Regions from separate parts of the Homo sapiens genome. Here regions 1 and 3 are each linked to region 2. The links are chromatin loops, found by intact Hi-C in ENCODE. Cell type or tissue: PC-9. All regions are shown on one strand. Links, peaks and the distances in the headings refer to the core of each region. The heading gives the core; the rest is flanking DNA. Region 1 holds the start of ZNF628 (zinc finger protein 628). Region 2 has its middle 4.2 kb from the start of RDH13. Region 3 has its middle 5.6 kb from the start of NLRP7.

Evidence for each region. Peaks named below come from ENCODE experiments on the same cell type or tissue, not always from the same donor. Only the 100,000 strongest peaks of a DNase experiment are listed, where the experiment ranks them.
Region 1: it touches region 2 in a loop (2.6-fold over the local background); 2 of 110 quality-filtered maps call a loop at or near these places.
Region 3: a loop joins it to region 2, with 2.7 times the contacts of the local background. A loop is called at or near these places in 1 of 110 quality-filtered maps.

Annotation. Positions count from the first base shown.
Region 1 is chr19:55,469,696-55,477,567 of GRCh38, reverse strand. ZNF628 (zinc finger protein 628) reads right to left here and starts at 951. Exons shown (of 3, transcript NM_033113.3): 1 at 761-951. RefSeq lists silencers at 230-553, 686-885. In PC-9, for the core only: no CTCF peak of the experiment used is centred there; a DNase peak (open chromatin) is centred at 4,947; H3K4me3 peaks cover 1,608 bases; H3K27ac peaks cover 1,670 bases.
Region 2 is chr19:55,063,764-55,070,852 of GRCh38, reverse strand. It overlaps a transcript of RDH13 not described here. Among named protein-coding and RNA genes, the nearest start is that of RDH13, 4.2 kb to the right of the region's middle. RefSeq lists a silencer at 4,495-4,695. In PC-9, for the core only: a CTCF peak has its summit at 1,442; DNase peaks (open chromatin) are centred at 1,192 and 1,622; H3K4me3 peaks cover 1,528 bases; H3K27ac peaks cover 2,457 bases.
Region 3 is chr19:54,949,200-54,957,071 of GRCh38, reverse strand. It overlaps a transcript of NLRP7 not described here. Among named protein-coding and RNA genes, the nearest start is that of NLRP7, 5.6 kb to the right of the region's middle. RefSeq lists enhancers at 4,380-5,069, 5,760-6,450. In PC-9, for the core only: no CTCF peak of the experiment used is centred there; a DNase peak (open chromatin) is centred at 4,331; H3K4me3 peaks cover 880 bases; H3K27ac peaks cover 1,727 bases.

The DNA of each region.
Region 1 (7,872 bases), core at 3,433-5,932, 400 kb before region 2:
CTGGTCTTGAACTCCTGGCCTCAAGTGATCCGCCCGCCTCGGCCTCCCAAAGTGCTGGGATTACAGGCGTGAGCCACCGCGCCTAGCCAAGAACTTCCTTTTTAAAAGATAAGTGTACCCTTTAATATGTAAGCAGGTTAGATCGCGCCACTGCACTCCAGCCTGGGCAACGGAGCAAGACTCCGTCTCCAGAAAAAAAAAAAAAAAAAAAAAACAAACCTACTGATGCTAAGAAGCTGCACGTGCCTTTGAGAAGCCCCAGCATCTCCTTAAAAGAGATATCCGTGCCCTGAAAGAGCGGGGTCCCATTTAACAAGAAGACATCCCCTTTAAAAGGCCGCGCCACACCCGTTCAGCAGGCTGGACCTCCCCTTTAAGGGGATGCTGCCACTGGAGCCCCATCTCCACTTTTGTTGAGCTAAACCAGGGATCGCTTTGAAGCAACCAGGACTCAGGAGTTTTTGCTTCAATGTCTGGGAAACGGTCACTGGCCTTTAATGAGATAACCGCCTTTTAGGGGAAAAACATTGTTTTAAGTCAGAAAGCTTCTGTAAAAATGCAAAGCCTGACCCGCCCTCTCAATGTGGCCCCTTGCCCTTTAAGAGGGCGGACCCGGCCTAGCTGGCAAATGTCGGAGGTGAAATAGTGACTCCCCTTTAAGGTACCCCTTCCGGTTTCACGCCCCCCCCCCCGCCCCACCCCCTGCAACTTCTCCGCCCTCCGGTCCCTCCCCCCACCCCCACCCCCTCCGGTCTCTCACCTGCGGCCCCAATCGGGGGAACGAGGGTGGCAGCCCCAGGACCTTCCCGCGGGGGTCGACGGGAAGGTGGGGCCCCGGCAGCGGCGGTGCAGCTGTGGGGACCGGGGAGGGGGGGCAGGGGCGCACTCCCTCCCAACGGCCCCCGGCGCGAGGCACCCAACCTTTATCGGCGGCCTCTCGCGCACACAAACCCCGACGTCGCCGTCGGTGCGTCACAACGCACGTACTCCGAGTTCCCGCCCCCGGACCCTCCCATTGGCTGTGCGAGGCCTCGTCGAGCTCGGGCGCAGGCGGTGCGCGGCATCCTGGGAGTTGTAGTTCTCCCAGTTGTGGTCGCGGACTCCAGTTGTCAGGTCTTGGGGGCCGAGGCCCCGGTGAGCCCAAGGCCAGGGACGGCCAGCTCGAGACGCGGGGTCGCAAGTTCCCCTTATTAATCCCGATTCCCTCTCATCTGCAAAAAAATCCTTCCATGCACCACGGTTGTACAAAAATCCCTCCCGTGAAGCGGGCCCCGCCCCCAGGGTGTAATCGCTCCAGCGGGAAAACGAGGCCTGGAGCGCTTCCAGTCCCTCGGTAGAGCCACGTGCTCAGGATTTTCGGGCGTGTGCTTCGTGCACGCTCATCCAGACGCTGCAGAAACCTGGTTCCTGCTGGGCAAAGGTCTGTTCTGGGAGGCTGGAATCCACAGACTCCTTGTGGGGCCTAGGGTTTTAGTGGGAGACCGAGCTGCTCCAAAGCCCCTCTCCACGCTCAACCCCCGCCCAACCCAGCGTTCCAGCCACACTGGCTTTTCTGAGGGTCATTAAACGCAGTTTCTCAACCAGAGCACTAGTGCCATTTGGGATGGATTCATTGCAGCGGGGACTGTCCTACACACTCTAGGGCCCCCACTCACTAGATGCAGGTAGCATCCCCAGCCCCGCTCCACACACCCCGTAGGAGAGCTCAGAATATCTCCAGATAGAGATTTTCGCGGTGGCTCACACCTGTAATCCCAGCACTTTGGGAGGCTGAGGCAGGCAGATCACTTGAGGTCAAGAGTTCAAGACCAGCCTGGCCAACATGGTGAAACCCCGTCTCTACTAAAAATACAAAAATTAGCCGGGCATGGTGGCAGGCACCTGTAACCCCAGCTACTCAGGAGGCTGAGGCAAGAGGATCGCTTGAGCCCAGGAGTCGGAGGTTGCAGTGAGCCAAGATCGTGCCACTGCACTCCAGCCAGGGTGACAGAGTGAGACTCTGTGTTAAAAAAAAAAAACAACAACAACAAAAAGAATATCTCCAGACATTGCCACATGTTCACTAGTTGAGAGCCACTGCTCAAAGGCAGTACCCTCAGCTTGAAGACCATTCTGCATGCTGTTTCTCAGGCCAGAAGGCCCTTCTACCCTTAACCCATCCCTGCCCAGCAAGATCCCACTGGAAAGCCTCCTGTGCTAGGTGGTGTCCCTCTTACATGCTCAGCGACATTTATCTATGTCCCATGACAGCGAGGACCTTTCGTGTCTTTGCTGCCCAGGTATTCCAAACAACCAGCATGGGCCCTGATGGAGAAGCAGACGGTACTTGTTTGTTGAATGAGTGGATTTTTCCAGCCTCCCACACCGTTTCCCAAGTCCACAAGCAGGCTGGAACTCAGGGCTGATCTGCGGTGGTGTGGACCCACCCCTACCTTACAGGGTCTTGGTGCTGATGTCTCCGTGCATTCGTGCGTGTAAAAACCCTTGGCATCCAGCTCAGCCCAACATTCCTTTCACGTCAGCATTAACCACACAAAGCGGCTGCCATGCAGGGTGGAGACGTGGATGGGAATGCACTGCCCAGCTGGCTGCCAGGCTAGGAAAGCCCAGAGGTGCGGATCCCACTTCCGTCCCCCTTGCCTCGGGCCATTTTGGTCTCTGCAGTAGTGAAAGGGGCCCTCAGCTCAGCCCCCCTCATTTACCTGCCCACGCAGAGGCATTACAAAAGGGATGGGACACCCAGCCTGGGCAGTACAGCAAGACCTCATTTCTACAAAAAATAAGCTTCCTGTGGTGTACATACCTGTAGTCCCAGCTACTCAGGAAGCTGAGGTGAGGGGATCGCTTGAGCCTGGGAGGTTAAGTCTGCAGTGAACCGAGATTGTACCACTGCACTCCAGCCTGGACAAGAGAGCGAGACCCTCTCAAAAAAAAAGAAAGAGAGATTGGCATGGCTAAGACTGGCTCTTACTCTCCTTAACATTCCCCACTTTGCAGCCAGAAGGTGAACAAAGGTTTTGAAGTCAATGGCCTTGGGCAACCTGCTGTCTCTGAAAAGGTGGTGTGGATTCAACAGGTTTGTTTTCAGAACAGCCTCGCAGCCCCTTGGAGACAGTGACCGGAGGAAACTCAGGCCAGCCTTGTGTCCAGCACTTTCCAGGCCAAGGAGGAGTCTCAGGGACCCAGATGGGGAGGTGGGGTTGTCTCCTAACCCCCCGGAACATCTGTGTAGCCCTTCAAGGGATGTTGTCAGGTCCCTCATGCTGACAAGTAAACAGAATCAGCTGGGTGCAGTGGCTCATGCCTGTAATCCCAGGCCTTTGGGAGGCTGAAGCAGGCGGATCACAAGGTCAGGAGTTCGAGACCAGCTTGGCCAGCGTGGTGAAACCCCCCCCCAACTCTACTAAAAATACAAAAATCAGCCAGGCATGGTGGCGCGTGCCTGTAGTCCCAGCTACTCAGGAGGCTGAGGCAGGAGAATTGCTTGAACCCAGGAGGCAGAGGTTTGCAGTGAGCCGAGATCGTGCCACAGCACTCCAGCCTGGGCGACAGAGCAAGACTCCATCTCAAACAAACAAACAGACAAAAACAGAATCAAATAGCCAAAAACATGGATAAGATCACACAGAATCCTCAGCTGCAGCTGTTCCAGGCCCAGCAGCGCTCCCACCCACAGTCCAGACCAGGGCTCCACCCCAGGTCCTGCCCTGGGAGCTGGGTCATAGCAATGTGGAGGGGGAAAACCAATAAAAAACTCACCATCCCAGTGAGCTCACAAAACCTCCCAGGGCATGCAGTGGTAACAAAGAAGACAGACTACCCGCTGCTCAGTGCTGCAGGGAAAAGCCCAGCGGGGGATAAAGCTCCAGGGCAGCAAGGGGACCTCCAGAGCCTCAAACGCAGGACCAAGCAGACGCGCGGATGCACACCCCTGCACCCCTGCAGGCCCCAGACGTTTCTGTTTCTGGCCAACAACACCCCGCACCAGGTGTTTTGGGGGCACGGTTCCCCCCACCCCAACTAGATCAGCCTCCTTGCCCAGCCTCAGACTCTGAGCCCTGCCCCCTGCCAGCCAGGTAAACCATTCAGCCCCTCTAGGTACCCACCCTTTCCTGGGGACTGTGCTGTCACTTCCGCCCAGAGGCCCTGCACGCACTTGGGAGATTCTTCTCCATCCACCCCCATCCCAGGAGGATCAGCCGAAGGCTTTAGAAGGGACCTGCCACTCCCTTTCCCTCCCTCTCCAGAAAGTGGGGTCAGGGAGTGAAGGAGGGATCTGGAGTAATGACTGGATTCCCAGGGCCAGCGATGAAAAATAAAACGTCCTTTTCCAAACAAGTCGGGTAAGGAACCAGAGATGCATTTTAGGTTGAAGGCGGAGGGGACGGGCAAAGGGAGTCACCGGTTGCCGGCCATCCCCCGGAACAGGGGACCCAGGGGGCAGGCCCTTGCCTCCCACAGACTCAGGATGCTTCCTTCTTTTTTTTGGAAACAGAGTCCCATTCTATTGCCCAGGCTGGAGTACAATGGCACAATCTTGGCTCACTGCAACCTCGGCCTCCCGGGTTCAAATGATTCTCCTGCCTCAGCCTCCTGAGTAGCTGAGATTACAGGCATTTGCCACTATGCCCAGCTAATTTGGCTGGTCTTGAACTCCTGACCTCAGATGATCCACCCGCCTCGGTCTCCCAAAGTGTTCAGATTACAGGCGGGATCCACCGCACCTGGCCAGGATGCTCCCTTCTGACATCTCTTAAGGCCCCCGTGGCAGCCCCAGCCGGCCCCAAGCTAACGGGCCTCTCCACTCAGAAGGGGTGTGATCCCCATTTCACAGTGGGGTAAGGCAAGGCCCTCTGAAGTCTCATGGCCAAGCCACAGAACCAGGAAGTGATGTAGTGTCCTGTAACCAGGAAGGAATTCCTACAGCCCAGAAGTGGTTGGACCAGGAATGTGCCCAACCCCAGAGTCCACCCACTTCCAAGGCCTATCGAGCAGGTCTCACATGCACGGTCAGGCACTCATGGAGGCTGCCCAGGACATGGGAGCCAGGGGAGACTCCTCGTGCAGCCTGGGGGAAACCAGGGCAGACTCCCTGGAGGAAGCAACAATATACAGGGTTCCATCTGTACAGGTAAAACCTTCCTCACGCAGCCTGGGGGAAACCAGGGCAGACTCCCTGGAGGAAGCAACAATATACAGGGTTCCATCTGTACAGGTAAAACCTTCCTGACGCAGCCTGGGGGAAACCAGGGCAGACTCCCTGGAGGAAGCAACAATATACAGGGTTCCATCTGTACAGGTAAAACCTTCCTGACGCAGCCTGGGGGAAACCAGGGCAGACTCCCTGGAGGAAGCAACAATATACAGGGTTCCATCTGTACAGGTAAAACCTTCCTCACGCAGCCTGGGGGAAACCAGGGCAGACTCCCTGGAGGAAGCAACAATATACAGGGTTCCATCTGTACAGGTAAAACCTTCCTCCATTTTAAGTGCAAAAACGGACAGGGACAGATGCATGCTAAATTTCCTCCCTAAGAGTGGCTGCTACCTTCTACGATGACCCCCAGGGACCCGTGCCCTTGTGTGAGTGCCTTTGCATCATGTGGATGTGATGGTTATGTGATATGGTGAAGGCAAGGGGGGTCTTGGCAGATGCAATCAAGGATCCTGAGGCCAGGCGCGGTGGCTTACATCTGTAATCCCAGCACTTTGGGAGGCCAAGGCGGGTGGATGACCTGAGGTCAGGAGTTTGAGACCAGCCTGGCCAACATGGTGAAACCCCATTTCTACTAAAAATACAAAAAATCAGCAGGGCATGGTGGCAGGGCACCTGTAATCCCAGCTACTTGGGAGGCTGAGGCAAGAGAATCGCTTGAACCCGGGAGGCGGAGGTTGCAATGAGCTGAGATCGCACCACTGCACTCCAGGCTGGGCAACAAGAGCGAAACTCTGTCTCATTAAAAAAAAAAAAAATAGGATCCTGATTAGTGGACTTTGAGTTCATCAAGGGGAAAAGTGACGGTTAAATTTTATGCATGTACTGAACTGGGCCGCGGGATGCGCGGGTACCTGGTTAAACGTGATTCTGGGTGTGTCCGTGACAGTGTTTCCGGAAGAGATTAATTGGTAGCGTGAGCCAAGCAGGCAGCCTCCCGCAGGGTGGGTGGGCCTCAGCCTCAGGGGAAGGTGGAACTCCATCCCTGCCCTCAGGCTTGAGCTGTAGCATCAATCTTCTCCTGCCCTCGGGCCTCCTGGTCCTCCAGCCTTCAGACTCACACTGGAATCTACTCCATCAGCTCCTGGTTCTCAGGCCCTCCAACTACACCACTGGCTTTTCTGGTTCTCCAGTTTGCAGACAGCAAACATGGGGCTTCTTGGCCTCCATAATCACATGAACCAATACCTTCTAATCACTCTCTTTCTGGAGAGATGTATCTATATTGTTGTAGCTATTCATATCTATCGCTATCCTCATAGATCAATCTATGGATAAATAGATGGATGTATAGGTTGATTGATGGGTGGATAGACAGACATAGCCTATTGATTCTGTTTCTCTGGAGAACCCTGACTAATACAGGAAGATTACCCTGGGTGGATCTGACCTAGTCAGTGGAGCTCTTTAAAGCTGGACCTAGAGATCAAAGATGGGAAGCACTGAGGTTCTCCTGCTGGCCGTGAACCCAGGGCTCCATGCCTTCCTCAGAAGCACGGAAATGAGGCCGGGCGCGGTGGCTCACGCCTGTAGTCCTAGCACTTTGGGAGGCCGAGGCGGGCGGATCACGAGGTCAGGAGATCGAGACCATCCTGGCTAACACGGTGAAGCCCCGTCTCTACTAAAAATACAAAAAATTAGCCGGGCGTGGTGGCGGGCGCCTGTAGTCCCAGCTACTCGGGGGTCTGAGGCAGGAGAATGGCATGAACCCAGAAGGCGGAGCTTGCAGTGAGCCGAGATCGCGCCACTGCACTCCAGCCTGGGCGACAGAGTGAGACTCCGTCTCAAAAAAAAAAAAAGAAGCACGGAAATGGATGCTGCTATGTAAACCTGGGAGCGGACCCCAACCTCAGATGAGACCACAGCCCTGGGTCACTCGAGGATTGCAGCGATCCTGACCAGAGGACCAAGATAAACCACGGTGCTGGACTCCTGGCCACGGAACTGTGAGATAATGAATGTACGTTGTTTAAAGCCATTGCATCAGTGGCTATTTCTTACACAGCGTAGAGAGCGAATACACTCATTATATATATGAGTCTGCTGGGACCCCCATAGCAAAGTCCCACACTGAGTGGCCCCAACAACAGAAACTTATTTTCTCCCGGTTCTGGATACAGAAGTCCGCGGTCAAGGTGTCGGGAGGGTTGCTTTCCCCCGAGGCCTCTCCCCTTGGCTTGCAGACGCTTGTCTTCCTTGTGGAGCCTCCATGGTGGCCCCTCTGTGTGTGTCTGTGTCCTAATCTCTTCTGTAAGGACACCAGTCAGATTGCATTAGGGCCCACCCTAATGGCCTTGTTTAACTTAATTGCCTCCCCTCCCCTCCCTTCTCCTTTCCTCTCCTCTCTTTTCTTTTCTTTTCTTTCTTTTTTTTTTTGAGACGGAGTCTCGCTCTGTCGCCCAGGCTGGAGTGCAGTGGCCCGATCTCGGCTCACTGCAAGCTCCGCCTCCTGGGTTCACGCCATTCTCCTGCCTCAGCCTCCCAAGTAGCTGGGACTACAGGCGCCCGCCACCAAGCCCGGCTAATTTTTTGTATTTTTAGTAGAGATGGGGTTTCACTGTGTTAGCCAGGATGGTCTCGATCTCCTGACCTTGTGATCCGCCCGCCTCAGCCTCCCAAAGTGCTGGGATTACAGGCTGAGCCACCGCGTCCGGCCC
Region 2 (7,089 bases), core at 281-2,780:
ACATGGTGAAACCCCATCTCTACAAAAGTAGCTGGGTGTGGTGGCGTGCGCTTGTAGTCCCAGCTACTAGGGAGACTGAGGCAGGAGAATCACTTGAACCCGGGAGGCAGAGGTTGCAGCGAGCCATTGCGCCATGCACTCCAGGCTGGGTGACTGACTGAGATTCTGACTCAAAAAAAAAAAAAAATCCTATGACAAGGAGAAAGGTCAGATTCCCTGGCAATGGGAGCTGAGGCATGTTCTTGAGAAGGAGGGAGGTTATAAATTAGATGGGGCTGGGTCTCAGAGAGATATAGCTACTTACATATTAAATAATGAGGCTGAGTGTGGCGTCTCACACCTATAGTCCCAGTACTTTGGGAAGCAGAGGCAGGAGGATCCCTTGAGCCTAGGAGTTTGAAACCAGCCTGGGCAACATAGGGAGATTCCATCCCTACCAAAAAAAAAATTAAAAATTAGCCAGGCATAGTGGCCTGCATCTGTGGTCCTAGCTGCTTGGGAGGCTGAGGTGGGAGGATTGCTTGAACCTGGGAGGTCAAGGTACAGTGAGCCACGATTGCACCACTGCACTCCAGCCTGGGTGACAGAGCAAGACCTTGTCTCAAAAAAAGTAATTAATTTATTTATTCAATACGTAGCTCCTGAGACAAAATGTGTGCCGTACTCTAGACCCTGCTGGTGTGCACAATTCATGGGGGATATGTGCGCTAATGGAAGTGTGGCACAGGGCAAGGGTGTCCCCAGAGAAAGCCCTAATCCAGCTTTATGGGTGGTTGTATGAGGCACAGAAGCCTTTCCTGGTTAAGGGATAAATGGATGGGGTTTCAAAGGATGAATAGGAGTTTGCCAAGGACAATGAAGCAAAGATTGACATTCTAAGCATTGGGAGTGTCCTATGCAAAATCCCAAAGTGATGTAGTAGCAAATACTTAAGCACCTACAGTGTGCCAAGCATGTTTCATGTGCTGGAGATACAGAGGAGGAGGAGACAGATGAAACCCCAGCCCTTGTGATATTGTCATCCTAGTAGGTGTGGTGGGGAGATAAACAAGTAGACACCTGCATGAATAAGACTTTCAGATTGTGGTAAACCCTGTGGAGGAAACGAAACAGGTGAAGGAACGGCGTGACTAGGAGCAGGCAGGTGCGGCTGCTTCAGGTAGGGTGGTCAGGGAAGGAGGCGGCATCTGAGCTTTGACCTCAATTTCGAGAATGAGCCAGGAATGCAGAGAGGATTTCAGGCAGAGGAAACCTTAGGGAGGCTGGCGGGTTAAATCTGCAGGGGTGTGGCTGGCCGGAGGAAGTGAGGTGTGAGACAGTCACGTTGATGGTGACAGCAGCAGTGACCGTAGCAGCCTAGAGGTGGCCGAATGCTTACTCTAATGGGCTGGCCCATCCCTGAGTGTCTAGAGTTCCCAGCCCGCTTAAGGAAGGAAGGAAAACACAGGCAGCTCTAAGTGTACGACGAGGGAGGTCTCATCGGCGGTGAGGAAGCCCAGGCGGGTCCCCTTCCCAGCTGAAAGGGGTTCGGGTAGGTTTTTCCTGGGCGTTCCTCTGAGAACAGCCAGCCCTGGTGAGAGTGCGGGGAGAGGCGCTTATGACACAGGGAGGGTGGGTCTGGGAACCAGCCTGGCAGGAGGAGGAGGGAGACTGCCGGTGGCCGGGAGCTGTTTGTTCTCTGGGAGGGATCGTGGCGGGGTGGTTTGTGCAGCCCTTTCCTGAAACCGGAGGAGCCTGGCTCCTTCCCAGGTCTCTGGGGGATGGGTCGGGGCGGGGGGTGGTGACGGGGATAGGACCCCAGACAGACTTGAGTTTGGATCCTGGGTTGGAGCCGGTGACTTCACTCTCAGCTCCCTGAACATCAGGGCCTGCCTTTCTTCCCTCCCTTCCCCTCCCCTCCCCTCCCCTTCCTTCCTTCCTTCCTTCCTTCCTTCCTTCCTTCCTTCCTTCCTTCCCTTCCTTTCCCTTCCCTCCCTCCCTTTATTCTTTTCTTTTTTTCTTTTCTTTTCTTTCTTTCTTGACAGAGTCTTGCTCTGTCGCCCAGGCTGGAGTGCAGTGGCGCGATCTCGGCTCACTGCAAGCTCCGCCTCCCGGGTTCACGCCATTCTCCTGCCTCAGCCTCCCGAGTAGCTGGGACTACAGGCACCCGCCACCGTGCCTGGCTAATTTTTTTGTATTTTTAATAGAGACGGGGTTTCACTGTGTTAGCCAGGATGGTCTCGATCTCCTGACCTCGTGATCTGCATGCCTCGGCCTCCCAAAGTGCTGGGATTACAGGCCTGAGCCACAGTGCCCGGCCTCCTCTTTCTTTTTTTGAGACAGAATCTCACTCTGTCACCCAGGCTGGAGTGCAGAGGTGTGGTCTCGGCTCACTGCAACTTCCGCCTCCCAGGCTCAAGCGATTCTCCTGCCTCAGCCTTCCGAGTAGCTGGGACTACAGGCGCGTGCCACCATGCCCAGCTAATTTTTTGGTACTTGTAGTAGAGACAGGGTTTCACCATGTTGGCCAGGCTGGTTTCAAACCCCTAATCTCCAGTGATCTGCCTGCCTTGGCCTCTCAAAGTGCTGGGATTAAAGGCGTGAGCTACCGTGCCAGGCCGTGGAGTAGCTAAACTTATCTTACACTGCTGAGGTCTCTCAAGATGTGTGTAGGGAGAGAGAGTTGGGGGGAGAGAGAGAGACAAAGGAAAAGAGGAAGAGAGAGACAGGGAGAAAGAGAGGAAGAAAGAGAAAGAGAGAAACAGGAAGAGTGAGAGGAGAAAGAGAGGAAGGGGGAGAGAAAGAGAGATGGGGGAGAAAGAGAGAGAGAGAAGGAGACACAGGAGGGGGAGAGAAAGAGGGAGAGAGCAATGAGAGAGATATGAGACAGAGAAGAGAGAGAGAGGAGACACGGAGGAGGGGGACAGAAAGAGGGAGACAGAGAGATGAGAGAGAGAAAAGACACAGATGAGGGGGAGAGAAAGAGGGAGAGAGAGATGAGAGAGAGATTGATAGCACCCAGCTAATCAATCAGTGGCTTTAGTGCCATGAGCTGGAAGGGAGGAATGGATACTGGGGAACAGTTGGTTGACTTTCCCTGGTGGGACAGCCCCTCTTTCTAGAACTACCTTTCCTATGTCCCCTGTGCTTCTCTCCAGTCCATACTCTACATCTCAGCCAGAAAAGAAGAAATTCTAAAACATGTATCTGCCCGTGACATGACCCTCCTTGGCTCAACACTCTTCAGCGGTACCCAGCGCCCTCTGAGTCAACGCCAAGCTTCCTACCATGGCATTGGAGCCGCGCTCTGGGTCCTTTTACTGATGGCTCCCGCCTCAGCCCTTCCACCCCCTCCCATACCCTGCATGCCAGCCCAGGCAGCCCTCCCTCCTCCCACAATATCTCTCATATGCATTCCTGTCCCATGCCTTCTGCTTAAGCTGTTCCCACAGCCCGGAGTCTCCTCCCTGGCTGAGGGAAATCTTGCCGGCTCACATGGCCGTGATCCCCATCATTTCCTGCAGAAAGCTTGCCCAGCTCTCCGACACGGGGACCTTCTGCCCCTCCTGAGCCCTGAGTCCCCTCCATCTTAACTGGGAGGTCACCTGTTTGCGTGGTGTCTGCTCAGCTTGCAGGCAAGGCCACCAACACCCTCCTTTCCTGTCTTTCCTTCCTACCATCCTCTCCTGTCCACCCTCTGCCTCTCCCTCCCTTCTTCTCTTCTTTCCTTCTAGTTACTGAGCCATGCATGTGTTGCATGCAGCAAGGATGAATAAAATAAAATAAACCTACAGCAATCATTCCAGTTACTATGGCCATATAACAAATTATTCTAAAACTCAGTGGCTTCAGACAAGGATCATATCTATTTTACTCAAAAACCTACCATCTGCACAGGCCTTGGTGGAGGCAGCTTATCTGTGTGCCCTTTGGTGATGGCTGGGGCTGTCAAGAAGCTGGGGCAGTGCTTGGGCTGCAAAGACTCAAATGGCTGGAGTCTGGGACCACTGGAGCTCCTTGCCCCCCTTTGCTTATCTCTACACAGCCACAGGGTCGCTAAACTTACCTTACACTGCTGAGGCCTCTTAAGATGTGTGTAGGGAAAGAGAGTTGGGGGGAGAGGGAGAGAGAGAACAGAGAGAGAGAGACACACACAAGAAGAGAGAGAGGAAGAAAGAAGGAGAGAGAGGAAGAGGAAGGGAGAGGAAGAGAGAGAGAAAGAGAAAGAGGGAGAGAGAGAGGAGAGAAAGAGACAAGAAGAGAGGAAGAAAAAAGAGGAAGAGAGGGATAGAGGAAGACAGAAGGAGGGAGAGGGAGAGAGGAAGAGAGAGGAAAGAGAAAGGAAGGGAAAGAGAGATGTGAGAGAGAGGGAGAGAGAGAGAGAAAAGAGGACAGAGGAAGAGAGAGAGGAAGAGAGAGGGAGAGAGAGGGAGAGAAGACAGAGAGGGAGAGAGGAAGAGAAAAGGAGACAGAGAGAGGAGAGATAGAGAAGAACGAGAAAGGAGAGACAGAATGTGAATGAGAATTGGGTGCCATAAACCCTCTGATGGGGAAAGCAAAGGGCATTGTGGGAGAATCCTCTCAGCACCTGGGACAGCACCCAGTGCTGATCAGGAACATGTTAACAACCAGGAAAATGGTAAAGGCGTGGACAGCCCACCTGGAGTCCAAACAGATGTTCTAACTCCCTTGGGTGTGTCTGGGAATCAGGTAGGAGATCCTCAGAGGAGGAATATGCATGCATTGTTCTCTTTATAATAACCATATTAACAGCCAGCAATGTTCTGGCACTTACTATGGATTAAGTCCTTGTTATGAATGACTTCATGCCATCCTTCCAAATTCAATGACAGGTAGCTGGGCGCAGTGGCTCACGCTTTGTAATCCCAGCACTTTGGGAGGCTGAGGCAGGTGGATCACCTGAAGCCTGGAGTTCAAAACCAGCCTGGCCAACATGGTGAAACCCCGTCTCTACTAAAAATACAAAAATCAGCCAGGTGTGGCGGCGAGCGCCTGTAATCCCAGCTACTCATGAGGCTGAGGCAGGAGAATCGCTTGAACCCAGGAGGCAGAGGTTGCAGTGAGCTGAGATTGCATCACTGCGCTCCAGCCTGGGCATCGGAGAGAGACTCTCAAACAGGAGCTGGCGAACTGTGGCGCACTGCTTATTTTTATAAATAAAGTTTTATGGGAACACAGCTGTGCTCACTTGTTTTCACATCATCTGTGGCTGCTTCCCAGCTCCTCTGGCAGAGGAGGTGCAACAGCCACTGTGTGGATCACAAAGCTGAAATTATTTACTATCTGGCTGTTTGTAGAAAAAGTTTGCTGATCTCTGTCCTGGAAGTCAATGATATTAGGATTTCAGTTTACAGAAAAGGAGAAAAAGACAGGGAAAAACAGTGTTGTTTTTTTTTCAAGGTTGAGAAAATGAACATCTGAACCAATTGCCCATGTTATTAAATGTAAACATTTATTATTATTATTTTTGAGATGGGGTCTTGCTCTGTCACCCAGCCTGGGGTGCAGTGGCACAATCACAGCTCATCATAGCCTTGACCTCCTGGGCTCAAGCAGACCTCCCACCTCAGCCTCCCAAGTAGCTGAGGGTGCAGATGCGTGCCACCAAACCTGCTAATTTTTGTATTTTTTGTAGAGATAAGGTTTTGCCGTGTTGTCCAGGCCGCTCTCAAACTCCTGGGCTCATACTATTCTCCACTTTGGCCTCCCAAAGTGCTGGGATTACAGGCATGAGCCACCATGCCCAGTCTAAAATTTTTCTTTATTTTTAGTTTGGTAAACTATGCATAAAGTAAAATGTACCATCTTAACCATTTTAAGTGTACAATTCAGTGATGTTAAGTATATTCACATTGTTGTGCAACCATCACCACCGTCCACCTTCAGGTCTTTTTTTTATTTTGCAAAACAAACTCTGTATCTATTAAAAAACAGCTTCCCGGCCGGGTGCGGTGGCTCATGCCTGTAATCCCAGCACTTTGGGTGGCCGAGGCAGGTGGATCACCTGAGGTCAGGAGTTTGAGACCAACCTGGCCAACATGGTGAAACCCCGTCTCTACTAAAAATACAAAAATTAGCCGGGTGTGGTGACACGTGCCTGTAGCCCCAGCTACTCGGGAGGCTGAGGCAGGAGAATCGCTTGAACCTAGGAGGCAGAGGTTGCAGTGAGCTGAGATCGCCCACTGCTCTCCAGCCTGGGTGACACAGTGAGACTGTCTCTCAAAAAACAAAACAAAACAAACAAACAAACAAAAACAAATCCTGTGACTTCCCAATCTCATCTCCAGCCCCCTGCAGCCACCACTCTGTTTTCTGTCTCTATGAATTTGACTCCTCCAAGTGCCTCTTATACAGCATTTGGCATTGTGTAACTGGTTTAATACGTTTGAGATGGTGAGAGCTTAAGGTCTACAGGCCTAAGGTTTTTTTTTTTTTGACAGAATTTCACTCTGTCGCCAGGCTGGAATGCAGTAGGGCAATCTCGGCTCACTGCAACCTCCACCTCCCGAGTTCAAGTGATGCTCCTGCTTCGGCCTCCTGAGTAGCTGGGACTACAGGTGAGTGCCACCACATCCAGCTAATTTTTGTATTTTTAGTAGAGACAGGGTTTCACCATGTTGGCCAGGCTGGTATCAATCTCCTGACCTCGTGATCCATCTGTCTCGGCCTCCCAAAGTGCTGGGATTACAGGCGTGAGCCACCGTGCCCGGCCATTGACTAAGGTCTTAAAATAGCTCTTCCTGCCTGTATAATCTCCATTATGGCAGGGCTCATATAAGAAGATGACAGTTCATCTGATGAGGAAGAAAACTTACTCCTAGTTAGATTGGGTTGAATTCTTCCCTGTTTCCAGCGGTGTCTGCTCCTGGCACCTCAGGCACAGTCAGGGGTAGGAGGTGGTGATCAGATACACTCGCTGTGAGCAGTGCAAGGGGAAGCAGGTGCCCAGAGGTGCATCCCGGTTTGGTGGGGGTGACAAACATGGACAGGTAAGTGCAGGAGTGTGTGCAATACTCAATCTAAGAAAGGTAGTTCAGGCAGAGTTCAGGGAAGATATCTCTGTGCAGGGCCAGACATGGGGATGAGATT
Region 3 (7,872 bases), core at 3,335-5,834, 120 kb after region 2:
GCAGCCTGGGAGATAGAGGGAGACCCTGTCTCAAAATAAAATAAATAAATAAATAAATAAATACATACATACATAAATGAAAAGGCGTAGAGACTTGGAGCTTCTGGGGGTGGTGGAGGCAAATTAAGGTATGATAAAAGGGGGAAAAGTTGCTGGGTTCACGCCTGTAATTCCAGCACTTTGGGAGGCCAAGGCAGGTGGATCACCAGAGGACAGGAGTTCGAGACAAGCCTGGCCAACATGGTGAAACCCCGTTTCTACTAAAAATGCAAAAAATTAGAAGGCGTGGTGTTGGGTGTCAGTGATCCACCTGCCTCGGCCTCCCAAAGTGCTGATATTATAGGCGTGAGCCACTGCGCCCGGCCTTTTTTTTTTTTTGAGGGAGAGTCTTGCTCTGTCTCCCAGGCTGGAGTGCAAAGGCACAATCTCAGCTCACTGCAACCTCCGCCTCCCGGGTTCAAGTGATTCTCCTGCCTCAGCCTCCCGAGTAGCTGGTATTACAGGCACCTGCCACCGCGCCCAGCTAATTTTTGTATTTTTTTTTAGTAGAGATGGGGTTTTGCCATGTTCACCAGGGTGGTCTCAAAGTCCTGACCTCAAGTGATCCGCCTGCCTTGGCCTCCCAAAATCCTGGAATGACAGGCATGAACCACCATACCCAGTCCTGTTTTTCCTACTTTCACACTCAACACAGAATACTTCACCAAAAATGTATGTTTCTCCCCACCAACAACCAGTTCTCCAGCAGAGACCAGCTGGGTGTCCTCTCCTTTGATTTAGTTCTGACACTCCCTACCTGGGGACAGCATCAGATCCCAAAGGTTCAGGGCTGAGTCCCACAAGACTGACTGACTTCCTTCCTTCCTTCCTTGTCCCACAAGACTGACTTCCTTTCCCTCCTTCCCTTCCCTCCTTCCCTCCTTCCCTCCTTCCTTCCTTTCTCTCCCTCTGTTGCCCAGGCTGGAGTGCAGTTGCGAGATCATGGCTCACTGTAGCCATGACCTCCCAGTCTCAAGTGATCCTCCTGCCTTGGCCTCCTGAGTAGCTGGGACTACAGGCATGCACGATCACAGTTGGCTATTTATTTATTTATTTATTTATTTTTGAGACACAGTCTTGCTCTGTCATCCAGGCTGGAGTGCAGTCCTGTCATCTAGGCTGGAGTGCATTTTTGCAATACAAAAATTAGCCAGGCATGGGAGCGAATGTCTATAATCCCAGCTACTTGGGAGGCTGAGGCTCGACAATCCCTTGAACCCAGGAGGTTGAGGATCACAGCTCACTGCAACCTCAGTCTTGCTGTGTCGCCCAGGCTGAAGTGCAGTGGCACGATCTTGGCTCACTGCAACCTACGACTCCGGGATTCACGTCATTCTCCTGCCTCAGCCTCCCGAGTAGCTGGGACCACAGGCGCCCACGACCTCCTGGCTAACTTTTGTATTTTTTGTAGAGATGGGGTTTCGCCATGTTAGTCAGGCTGGTCTGACCTCAAATGATTCACCCACCTCAGCTTCCCAACATGCTGGGCTTACAGCCACTGTGCTCAGTCGAAATTCTGTATATTTGATCAAGAAGAGGTTTCATCATGTTGTCCAGGCTGGTCTGGAACTCTTGAACTCAAGCAATCCACCTACCTGGGCTGCCCAAAGTTCGGGGATTCCAGGCATGTGCCACCATGCCTGGCCCAAGGCTGCTCTTCCTAAAGAAGAAAATTATTCCAATGATTTTATTTATTTATTTTTGAGACGGAGTTTCACTCTTGTTGCCCAGGCTGGAGTGCAATGGCATGATCTTGGCTCACTGCAACCTCTGCCACCCGGGTTCAAGTGATTCTCCTGCCTCAGCCTCCTGAGTAGCTGGGATTACAGGCACGCACCACCACACCCAGCTAATTTTTTTGTATTTTAGTAGAGACGGGGTTTCTCCATGTTGGTCAGGCTGGTCTCAAACTTCGGACCTCAGGTGATCCGCCAGCCTTGGCCTCCCAAAGTGCTGGGATTGCAGGCGTGAGCCACCGCGCCCGGCCACCAATGATATTTTTTAAAAGCAAGTAAGGACGAGCTGGGCATGGTGGGTTCTTGAATCTCATACCAGAAAGAATTCAGGGCGAGACTATGGAGTAAAGTGGAAGCAAGCTTATTAGGAAAGTGAAGGAGTAAAAGAATAGCTACTCCATAGACAGCAGCCCATAGGGCTGCTAGTTGCCCTTATTTTTTTTGAGATGGAGTTTTGCTCTTGTCGCCCAGGCTGGAGTGCAGTGGCGTGATCTTGGCTCACTGAAACCTCTGCCTTGAATCACTTCAGTTCAAGTGATTCTCCTGCCTCAGCCTCCTGAGTAGCTGGGATTACAGGTGCCTGCCATCACGTCTGGCTAATTTTTGTATTTTTAGTAAGAGATGGGGTTTCACCATGTTGGCCAGGCTGATCTTGACCTCCTGAGCTCAGGTGATATGCCCGCCTCGGCCTCCCAAAGTGTTGGGATTACAGGCGTAAGCCACCACGTCCGGCCTCGGTTGCCCTTTTTTTTTTTTTTTTTTTTTTTTGAGACGGAGTCTCGCTCTTTCACCAGGCCAGAGTGCAGTGGCACTATCTCGGCTCACTGCAAGCTCCGCCTCCTGGGTTCAGGCCATTCTCCTGCCTCAGCCTCCCGAGTAGCTGGGACTACAGGCGCCCGCCACCGCACCCAGCTAATTAGTTGTATTTTTTTTTAGTAGAGATGGGATTTCACCGTGTTAGCCAGGATGGTCTCAATCTCCTGACCTCATGATCCACCCGCCTCGGCCTCCCAAAGTGCTGGGATTACAGGCGTGACCACCGCGCCCGGCCGGTTGCCCATTTTTATGGTTATTTCTATGGATATGCTAAACAAGGGGTGGATTATTCATGCCTCCCCTTTTTAGACAGCATAGGGTAACTTCCTGACATTGCCATGGCATTTGTAAACTGTCATGGGGCTGCTGGGAGTGGAGCGGTGAGGACAACCAGAGGTTACTCTCGTCACTATCTTGGTTTTGATGGAGTTTGACTGGATGCTTTATTTATTTTTATTTATTTTTTATTTTTTTGAGACGGAGTCTCGCTCTGTCACCCAGGCTGGAGTGCAGTGGCGCGATCTCCGCTCACTGCAAGCTCCATCACCCGGGTTCACGCCGTTCTCCTGCCTCAGCCTCCCGAGTAGCTGGGACTACAGGCGCCCGCCACCACGCCCAGCTAATTTTTTGTATTTTTTTTTTTTAGTAGAGATGGTTTCACCGTGTTAGCCAGGATGGTCTCAATCTCCTGACCGTGTGATCCACCCGCCTCAGCCCCCGAAAGTGCTGGGATTACAGGTGTGAGCCACCGCGCCCGGCCTGGCTGGATTCTTTATTGCTAAGGGAGGAGACCACCCCTCATATTGTCTTATGCCCAATTTCCACCTCCAAAGAAAGAAAAAGTAAAAACTAAAAGGCAGAAATGAAATCCACAAGCAGACAGCCCCGCGCCCCAGGAATGAAATCCACAAGCAGACAGCCCCGCGGCCCAGGAATGAAATCCACAAGCAGACAGCCCGGCGCCACACCCTGGGCCTGGTAGTTAAAGATTGACCCCTGACCTAATCGGTTATCTATAGATTACAGACATTGTATAGAAAAGCACTGTGAAAATCCCTATCCTGTTTTGTTTGGATCTGATTACCAGTGCATGCAGCCCCCAGTCACGTACCCCCTGCTTGCTCAGTCGATCACGACCCTCTCACGCACACCCCCTTAGAGTTGTGAGCCCTTAAAAGGGACAGGAATTGCTCACTTGGGGATCTCGGCTCTTGAGACGGGAGTCTTGCCGATGCCCCTGGCCGGATAAACCCCTTTCTTCTTTAACTCGGTGTCTGAGGAGTTTTGTCTGTGGCTGGTCCTGCTACATTGCTACCTGTGTTATCAGCAAGGTCCTTATGACCTGTATCTTGTGCTGACTTATCTCATCCTGTGACTTAGAATGCTTTTTTTTTTCTTTTTACTGCAACCTCCGCCTCCCCGGCTCAAGCGATTCTCCTGCCTCAGCCTCGCAAGTAGGTGGGATTACAGGCACGAGCCACCACGCCTGACTAATTTTTGTATTTTCAGTAGAGACGGGGTTTCACCGTGTTGGCCAGGCTGGTCTCAAACTCTACTTCGGGTAATCCACCCGCCTCGGCCTCCCAAAGTGCTGGGCCACCGTGCCTGTCATTTTTGTTTTTTTTGGAGAATGCCTTAACTGTCTGGGAATGCAGCCCGGTAGGTCTCAGCCTTATTTTAGTCAGCTCCTATTCAAGATGGAGTTGCCCTGGTTACACGCCTCTGACAGTAGGTCCGTTGCCCAATGCACGCTGTGAGTCAATTTGCCGGGTCACTGTGTTGCAGAAGAGAAGGAAGTTTAATCACAGGGCTGAGGAATGAGGAGATGGGAGGAAACCTCCAATCCATCTCCCCCAGAAGTTTGGGTCTAGGGTTTTTTTTTTTTTTGAGATGGAGTTTTGCTTTGTCACCCAGGCTGGAGTGCAGTGGCAGGATCTTTGCTCACTGCAACCTCCGCCTCCCAGGTTCAAGTAATTCTCTTGCCTCAGCCTCCTGAGTAGCTGGGGTTACAGGCACCCGCTACCACGCCCGACTAATTTTTTGTGTTTTTAGTAGAAACGGGGTTTCACTATGTTGGCCAGGCTGGTCTTGAACTCTTGACCTCAGGTGATTCACCTGCCTTGGCCTCCCAAAGTGCTGGAGTTACAGGTGTGAGCCTCTGCACCCGGCCGGGGCTAGGGTTTTTAAGTGTTTTGGTGTGGGCCAGAGTGTGGCCATGCTGACTGCTGGCGGAGACAGGGGCATGAAGACGCAGTGTTCTCATGCTGATCCCATTCCTCACTGGGGTCTTCAAACTGGTTAGTGTCAGCTATTTGGCTGGAATTCAAGGTCTGAAAAACATCTGAAACCATCCTTAAACAAAAGCCTTATAATTCTAATGTCCCAGAGTTTATCTGTAGGAACCGTGCAGATACAAATTTGTCTAATGGGGCCGGGCGCGGTGGCTCACGCCTGTAATCCCAGCACTTTGGGAGGCCTAGGCGGGAGGATCACGAGGTCAGGAGATCGAGACCATCCTGGCTAACATGGTGAAACCGCGTCTCTACTAAAAATACAAAAAAAATTAGCCAGGCATGGTTGCAGGCACCTGTAGTCCCAGCTATTCGGGAGGCTGAGGCAGGAGAATTGTGTGAACCCGGGAGGCGGAGCTTGCAGTGAGCAGAGATTGCGCCACTGCCCTCCAGCCTGGGCGACAGAGCGAGACTCCGTCTCAAAAAAAAAAAAAAATTCGTCTAATGACCCTGCTGTCAGAAATCCTATCTACAGCAATGATGAGGAGGCAAAAGTGCAGTGTCTAGAGCCACGTGATACACAGCAGCCAGGATGTGGGCCAGAGTGCAGCCTGATTCACATTTTTTCATTTTTATTTTTTTTACTAAAAGTGGGTTTTCATTTTTTGTTTTGTTTTTGTTTTTGTTTTTTGTTTTTTGAGATGGAGTCTCACTCTGTTGCACCCAGGCTGGAGTGCAGTCGTGCGACCTCGGCTCACTGCAACCTCTGCCTCTGCCTCCCGGGTTCAAACAATTCTGCCTCAGCCTCTCGAGTAGCTGGGATTACAGGCGTTGAACTACCATGCCCCGCTAATTTTTGTATTTTTGTAGAGACGCAGTTTCACCATGCTGGCTGGGCTGGTCTCAAACTCCTGACCTTAAGTGATCCATCTGCCTCAGCCTCCCAAAGTGCTGGGATTACAGGCCTGAGCCACTGTGCCTGGTCTACAAAGGATATTTTTGTGGGGAAAAGAAAGAGAGATCAGATTGTAACTGTGTCTGTGTAGAAAGAAGTAGACACAGGAGACTTCATTTTGTTCTGTACTAAGACAAATTCTTCTGCCTTGAGATGCTGTTAATCTATGACCTTACCCCCAACCCTGTGCTCTCTGAAACATGTGCTGTGTCCACTCAGGGTTAAATGGATTAAGGGCTGTGCAAGATGTGCTTTGTTAAACAAATGCTTGAAGGCAGCATGCTCCTTAAGAGTCATCACCACTCCCTAATCTCAAGTACCCAGGGACACAAACACTGCGGAAGGCCGCAGGGACCTCTGCCTAGGAAAGCCAGGTATTGTCCAGGGTTTCTCCCCATGTGATAGCCTGAAATATGGTCTCATGGGAAGGGAAAGACCTGACCGTCCCTCAGCCCGACACCAGTAAAGGGTCTGTGCTGAGGCGGATTAGTAAAAGAGGAAGGAACACCTCTTTGCAGTTGAGACAAGAGGAAGGCATCTGTCTCCTGCTCGTCCCTGGGCAATGGAATGTATGGGTGTAAACCCCGATTGTATATTCCATATACTGAGATAGGGGAAAACCGCCTTAGGGCTGGAGGTGGGACATGCGGGCAGCAATACTGCTCCGTAAGGCATTGAGATGTTTATGTGTATGCATATCTAAAGCACAGCACTTAGTTCTTTACCTTGTCTATGATGCAGAGACCTTTGTTAACGTGTTTATCTGCTGACCTTCCCTCCACTATTATCCTATGACCCTGCCACATCCCCCTCTCTGAGAAACACCCCAAAATGATCAATAAATACTAAGGGAACTCAGAAGCTGGCGGGATCCTCCATATGCTGAATGCTGGTCCCCTGGGTCCCCTTATTTCTTTCTCTATACTTTGTCTGTGTCTCTTTCTTTTCCAAGTCTCTCCTTCCACCTAACGAGAAATGCCCACAGGTGTGGAGGGGCAACCCGCCCTTTCATATTTTAAAGGATACAAATGAACAGCCAAGGAAGAGATGCGTAGGGGGAGGTTTAGAGGAGTCCGAAGTGCAGGAGCTTCTGTCCCTGTGGACCTGGGGTGCACCACAGTCCTGGCACACGAATGCACCCGGGTTCACCAACCAGGAAGCTCTTCTGAACTCTTTCCTGGTTTTTTTTTTTTTTGAGACAGTCTAACTCCGTCACCCAGGCTGGAGTGCAGTGGCGCTATCTCAGCTCACTGCAGCCTCTGTCTCCTGCGTTCAAGTGATTCTCATGCCTCAGCCTCCTGAGTAGCTGGGTCTACAGGTGCACTCCACCACGCCTGGCTAATTTTTTATTTTTTGTAGAGCCAGGGTCTTGCTATTTTGTCCAGACTGGCCTAGAATTCTTGGGCTCAAGCAATCCTCCCATCTAGGCCTCCCAAAGCGTTGGGATTACGGGCATGAGCCACAGGACACCCGGCCCAAACCCTTTTCTTTTGGGGTTTATGGAGGATTCCTTAGGTGGGCAATGCTGATCACATAGCTGGCAGTTCATAATCAATTCAACCTTCAGCCCCTCTCCCCTCCCTGGAGGCCACTTGGAGCCTGGGGCTGAAAGTTCCCAATGTCTAATCACTGACGGTTTCTTTGGCAGCCAGTCCCTCGCACTTGTGGGGTTATCTAGGGGCTTTCCAAAAGTCACCTCATTTACATAAACTCAGGTGTGGTTGCAGGGCCTGGGTATGTATAACAAGAGATACCTCTTTCATGTTTATCTCTCCATAGCTGCTCTAGGACTAAAGGCCAAATGTTTTAACAAAATATACTCTCTCTCTCTTTTTGTCAGCTAGAATATAATTTATTTTTATTGTTTTTATTTTCTTTTTCTTCAGAGAGGGAGTCTCGCCATATTGCCCAGGCTGGTCTTGAACTCCTGGACTCAGGCAGTCCTCCCGCCTCAGCCTCCCAAAGTGCTGGGATTACATTCATGAACCACTGCGCCTGGCCATCTTTTTTTTTTTTTTTTAAAGATGGAGTCTCTGTCGCCCAGGCTGGAGCGCAGTGGTGCAATCTCGGCTCACGGCAACCTCCAACTCCCAGG